Linked DNA regions of Homo sapiens: region 1 is linked to region 2. The links are chromatin contacts, found by Hi-C in ENCODE. All regions are on one chromosome and are shown on one strand. The core of a region is the stretch at or near the end of the contact, and the rest is flanking DNA. Distances in the headings are between cores, read along the strand shown.

Region 1 (3,091 bases), core at 459-2,958, 580 kb after region 2:
AGGACAGAACGCGCTATTTGCCAGAGGCAGAAGAAAGGGGGAAGAAGAGAGGCAGTCAATCGGCCATGGGGGAGAATCTTAGGTCGGAATAAAGAAAAGGCCCAGGTCAAACCAAAACCCAGGCTTCAGACAAGAGCCCTTTTTTTTTTTTTTTTGAGACAGGTTCTCACTCTGTCACCCAGGCTGGAGTGCAGTGGTGCGATCTCAGGTCACTGCAGCCTTGACCTCCCGCGCTCAAGTGATTCTACCACCTCAGCCTTTTGAGTAGCAGGGACCACAGGTGACACGCATGACGCTGGGCTAATTTTTTTTTTTTTTAATAGAGACAGGGTCTCCTTATGTTGCCCAGGCTGGTCTCAAAGTCCTGGGCTCAAGCAATCCTCCCGCCTCAGCCTCCCAAAGTGCTGGGGTTACAGGTGTGAGCCATCATGCCTGGCCCTTGAGCGCTTTTCTTGAGAAGATGAAGGGAATGGAGTCTGTGTCATCTCAGGGACCCTTGATCACTTACCACATCTCTGGCGATTTGTCCACCCTGGTGAGCTGCCTGTCTCTTGGTCCTGGCTTTCTGCACCTCCGGACTTTGGAGCCTAAGGGGTGGCAGGCCTGGCTGTATTTGTCTGACAAACACAAGCACCTTCTTTGGTGGTGCGGCGTCACCTGGGGCTCAGTGTCACCTTCAAAGGTATAACACACAGGGCCATATCACCAACATCCCCACATGGCACCGTGCCCCTCACACCCTCCCTAGTTAACTTCGACTAACTTTCTAGACTATAGCTAAATTGTATCCTTCCCTCATTGCTTCTCTAGACTTTCTCCTAATTTTTCTCCAAAGGAATCGAGTACTTTCTCCCAGTTTTCTTCTTCCTCTATTGTCCTCCACCAGCCCCACCCCCGCGGTATCAGTCTCTCTCCTGCCCTCAAGAACGATGCTCCCATTTCCACTCAGGTTTTCAACAGTCTTGGCGCATCATGATCATCCATGTAGGACAGCCCCTCTTCTTTAACCGTGATCACCTCATCTCCTCAAGCAGCCCTGTCTGCTGTTTATCATTGCGTGCATCTCCGCTGATGCTCCCAACGCCCACCGATGGAGGCAGGAGCTTCTTTCACTAGGGGAAGGCAGGGACCCTGGGACAAGCGGTCTGAGAAGGAAGTGCTGCCCCACTGATACAGGGTTGTGCGAGGAAGGAGAAAAGGGACAGCCAAATGACAAGGAACATAAAAACTTCCTACATTCGTTTTCCAGAGTTTGTTTGGAGTTTGTCCCTGCCCCCCACCGCCAACTTACTGAAAATACAAGCTATCTCCCCACAGTTCCTAGTAAAGGGTTGCTAAAATTGCTTTAACCCTGAAAACAGTGGTAGGTAAGGGGGTGAAGTAGGGGTGGATGGGGTGAGCCTAAGAGAAATAGGTTGTCTATATTCTGCCTTTTTTTATGCTGCCTTTGTCAGCCCTCTATCATTGCCCCAAGCCCTCCTACGTGAAGTTTTCTGCCTTTCCTTTTTCCTCCATCAAAGCTCTGCTCCTCGTTTGTAAGGATTTTACCTTCAGAAGCTGGTAGGAGCAAGTGGGTCAGTTCCCTCTCTCCTGCCAGTGGGCATGCTGGGCAACCCCTCTGGCCCCCAGGGACAGCAGCACAGGGCCTTGACGCTCCCTCTGCAGGAACCTCCGGCCAGCCTCCCTGTCCTGGTTCTGTTCATAAGATTCCCTACCCGAGTGTGCATGTCTGAAATTCCCTGATCTAAACAGAGGGGGCTGGGAGACCATGACTTAGGGAAACTCAGCCTTGATCTTGGAGCTCCCTCTGCTTTTGAAACAAGGACAGCGTCCTCCTCCCAGGCCAGAGAGCCCTCTATCCAGGGCTCCAGCGGGGAAAGGAGGAATGGGGAATTTCACCGATTGCTTAATGCTATTTTTCAGCCAAAGGGTGTGTTTCTGAGTTTTCGGGAAAGTCAAGTGATTTCTGGGAAAAGGCGGGGATTGGTACCAGGGGAAATAACCAAACCCAGAAAGTCCAGCCCTCCAAATGTGTGTGAATCATGAATTAAGGGAAAGTAGTTATCAGAAATGTAAGTCATCTCTGCTTTAAAGCAAATGTAATGGTTGATAATGACTTAACACCAAGACCCAAGGTGGTATGGCGTGAGGCTTCCTCTTCATAACATCCCTCCACATCCCTTCCAAACATCGAAATTCTACCCCACAACCAAGCCCCCTTTCAGATCCAACCCAGACTCCCTTATCCATAACCCTTGAAGCCAGGTGTGTTTTGAAATTTTATAGATTTTTTTAGGCTATGTAGTCCATGGACCCAATATTAGGTAACACCTCCTCCTCTCCCTCCCTTTATGGACCAGGATAACCCCCTATTAACAAACATTAAGATTTCTGCAGCTAAACACATTGATCTTACGGTAAATGGATAACTAAAGATTACAAATCACATCAGTTCGGGTCAGGTTTTGCTGCCAAATTGAGTTTTAGTCCCAAACTTGAAAACAAACAAACAAAAAACAATAGCCAGGTATTGTGACACACGCCTGTAGTCCCAGCTACTCAGGAGGCTGAGGCAAGAGGATCACTTGTGCCAGGGAGGTCGAGGCTGCAGAGGGCACCACTGCACTCCAGCCTGGGCAACAGAATGAGATCCCATTACAAAAAAAAGACAGAGACTTTGTTTTCAGAGTCCTTTGGATTTTAGAATTGCAGACAAGGGACTGAGGGGCAGTGCCACTCCACAGAGCCTTCCCTGATCTCAGCTCCCCTTTATGCCCCTTTAGTTGGCTTAGCACTGGGCCTGGAGTCAGAAGATAGGCTCATGTCCCAGCTCTGCTCCTCACCAGTGGTGATGTCTTAGGCTCATCACCTAACTTCCTAGTTTCTTTTTTTTTTTAAACCTGGCTCACTATTGACAGACCTAGTTTCTTCAAATATAAAACAGAAATCCTATCAGTTCTGCCTACCCTACATGACTATCAGATGGACCTAATGAAATAATTCGAGTGAACAAGCTTTGCACACTATGGTACCTAATAAATGTGCATGTTAAAAGGAAGAGAATCATGAGCCCGTAAGGTCTCGGAAGACA
Region 2 (3,018 bases), core at 183-2,682:
TTCTCTTATCTGGCCCCCCCCCAACCACATCCTGCTGATTGGTAGAGGCGAGTGGTCTGTTTTGACAGGGCGCTGATTGGTGCGTTTACAATCCCTGAGCTAGGTACAAAGGTTCTCCTCCTCCCCATCAGATTAGTTAGATACAGAGTATCCACACAAAGGTTCTCCAAGGCCCCACCAGAGCAGCTAGATACAGAGTGTCGATTGGCGCGCTCACAACCCTGAGCTAGACACAGGGTGCTGATTGGTGTGTTTACAAACCTTGAGCTAGATACAGAGTGTCCATTGGTGTATTTGCAATCCCTGAGCTAAACATAAATTCTCCACGTCCTCACCAGACTCAGGAGCCCAGCTGGCTTCACCCAGTGGATCCCGCACCGGCGCTGCAGTCCCACGCCATGCGCTTGCACTCCTCAGCCCTTGGGCGGTCGATGGGACTGGGCGCCGTGGAGCAGGGGGCGGCGCTCGTCGGGGAGGCTCCGGCTGCACAGGAACCCACGGAGGCGGGGGAAGGCTCAGGCATGGCGGGCTGCAGTCCCAAGGCCTGCCCCGCGGGAAGGCAGCTAAGGCCCGGTGAGAAATCGAGCGCAGCGCCGGTGGGCTGGCACTGCTGGGGGACCCAGTACACCCTCCGCAGCCGCTGGCCCGGGTGCTAAGCCCCTCACTGCCCCGGGCCGGCAGGGCCGGCCGGCTGCTCCGAGTGCGGGGCCGCCAAGCCCACGCCCCCCCGGAACTCCAGCTGGCCCGCAAGCGCCGCGCGCAGCCCCGGTTCCCGCTCGCGCGTCTCCCTCCACACCTCCCTGCAAGCTGAGGGAGCGGGCTGCGGCCTTCGCCAGCCCAGAAAGGGGCTCCCACAGTGCAGCGGTGGGCTGAAGGGCTCCTCAAGTGCCGCCAAAGTGGGAGCCCAGGCAGAGGAGGCGCCGAGAGCGAGCGAGAGCTGTGAGGACTGCTAGCACGCTGTCACCTCTCAATGGGATTAACCACACTTTACCCACGCAACCTTAGCTTATCTGCCTTGTGTGATTCCCTTTGACTTCCTAAGCCTATGTGATCTACCTGGCTCCCTGAAAAATTGATCTTTGGAGAGACTGTGTTGTTTTTGGTCAAGGCTCCTTTAACAGAGGCAATGTGCTAGACTGCCTGCTATTATGGCCCATGCCAAACCATTTACCCTCAGAAAAATGGTTCTGGTTAACTTCTGAACTTAAAATCTCCCTACTAATTATACCATTTTAACAGGAAACAGATTAGATGTCTTAAAAGAGCGTAGGAACAGAATGGCCATTTTCCTGCTTATGGGACAATATCAAGACTAAAATGTGGCAGCAGACATATTACTTCTTTTTGAGACAGAGTCTCACTGTCACCCAGGCTGGAGTGCAGTGACGTAATCTCAGCTCACTGCAACCTCTGCTTCCCCGTTTTAAGCAATTCAATAGCCTCAGCCTCCTGAGCAGCTGGGACCGCAGGTGTGCACCACCACGCCCAGCTAATTTTTGTGTTTTTAGTAGAGACGGGGTTTCACCATATTGGCCAGGCTGGTCTCGAACTCCTGACCTCGTGATCCACCCGCTTTGGCCTCCCAAAGTGTTGGGATTACAGGCGTAAGCCACCATGCCCGGTCGAGGACATATTACTTCTAATTGCTGAAGGCAGAACTTTCCGGTTCACAGAAGTAGGTTAGAGCCTGATTTCTGGTGGTGCAAAAGGAAGTTCAGTGTTACCGTAAAAAATGTGGCCCCTGAAGAGGATTTCTACTTCCACTAGGTGGCGCTGTTGGCTTAGAAATACTATATGCTCACCAGCGCAGCCACAGAGAGCGGGCTTGTTGAGTTACTGCCTGCTGCGTTTGCCATCTTTCCTAGCAGACCTGTTTCACTGAACTGTAAAACTCCCTGCACTTTTCACAGAGAGAGAGTAAGAGACCGTGGATAGAGAAAGAAGGAAAATTTTGCAACAGGATAGTAAGAAGAGAGCCTTGAAATTGAAGGAGAGATTTGAGGTTGGGGCTCGCTCTATAGTCACCACTCCGATGAATGAATTCCCGGTCAATGCAACCAAAATGATAACTGCTCTGATGAATGGAAGAACAGCAGGGTCCTTGGTCTAACATCGTTTTAGATAAAGCGACATGGACACATGTAGAGTGGTTTTAAGGAGTGGAGAGTTTAATAAGCAAGAAAGAAGGAAGAAGCTTCCCAGTACAGGGACAGAGGGAGGGGGGCTCCCAGAGAGAAACCCCGTGTGTGGCAGAGTAGTTTGTTATAGCAGGAGGCTGGAGGAGGAGGTGTCTAATTTGCATAGGGCCCAGGAGATTGGTTTGACCAGGCGTGTCATTCACATAGCCCGTGAAAAACCTGGCACTCCTACCTTACTCCTTTAATATGCAAATGCAGGTCACCATGATATCCATGTTATCTGGAGGCAATCATGACACTTGGCACATGTAGTGATGAGGAGGAGAGGGTGGCACTCTTCCTGTTGGCCATGTTGGGTGGACCCAGTTTCTAATCGCCAGCATTTGCATATCAAAGCTTGCCGGCCTGGTTTTTCAAGCTGCCTTTCTGTTAGAAAAGAAATGGTTTGGGGGTTGCTTCTTATTACAGGAAAATTTCCACTGAGAACCTTTACCCTTTCTAGCGGCCTAAAAGTTATTTCTTAATAATTCCTGTATTATTTGGAGGTGTTTGGGTCATGTGGGTAGATCCCTCCTGAAGTAATGAGTTCTCACTGTTCGTTCACACAAGAGCTTGTTGTTTAAGAGTCTGGCATCTCGCTTGCTCCTACTCTCACCATGTGGCACACTGTCGCCCCTTTGCCTTCCACCATGATTGTAAGCTTCCTGAAGCCCTCATCAGAAGCAGATGCTGGCACTATGCTTCATGCACAGCCTGTAGAACTATGAGTCAACTTAACCCCTTTTCTTTATAGATTACCCAGCCTCAGGTATTCTTTTATAGTAATGCAAGCAGACTAACACAAAGCTCATTATATATTTACAGTAGAGATGGATGTTAA

Evidence for each region. Hi-C counts contacts between places; a loop is a spot of excess contacts on that map. Pooled maps may share reads with other maps.
Region 1: a map of Caco-2 shows a loop between it and region 2 (23-fold over the local background). The contact joins the promoter of C1S here to the enhancer-like site in region 2. A Hi-C loop is called at or near these places in 6 of 168 maps with a recorded cell type or tissue (Caco-2, IMR-90, PC-9 and 3 more) and 10 of 50 pooled maps.

What each region holds. Positions count from the first base shown.
Region 1 is chr12:7,059,335-7,062,425 of GRCh38, reverse strand. It overlaps C1S (complement C1s), which reads right to left and starts at 1,708. Exons shown (of 12, transcript NM_001734.5): 1 at 1,549-1,708; 2 at 509-587. The coding sequence starts at 513. RefSeq lists enhancers at 1,120-1,619, 1,620-2,121.
Region 2 is chr12:7,637,610-7,640,627 of GRCh38, reverse strand. No RefSeq gene overlaps it. Among named protein-coding and RNA genes, the nearest start is that of APOBEC1, 27 kb to the left of the region's middle. RefSeq lists silencers at 496-595, 1,677-1,806 and an enhancer at 2,248-2,782. Within about 2 kb of position 1,432, at least 8 of the 41 ENCODE cell types and tissues checked have a DNase peak (open chromatin) inside an H3K27ac peak, as active enhancers do.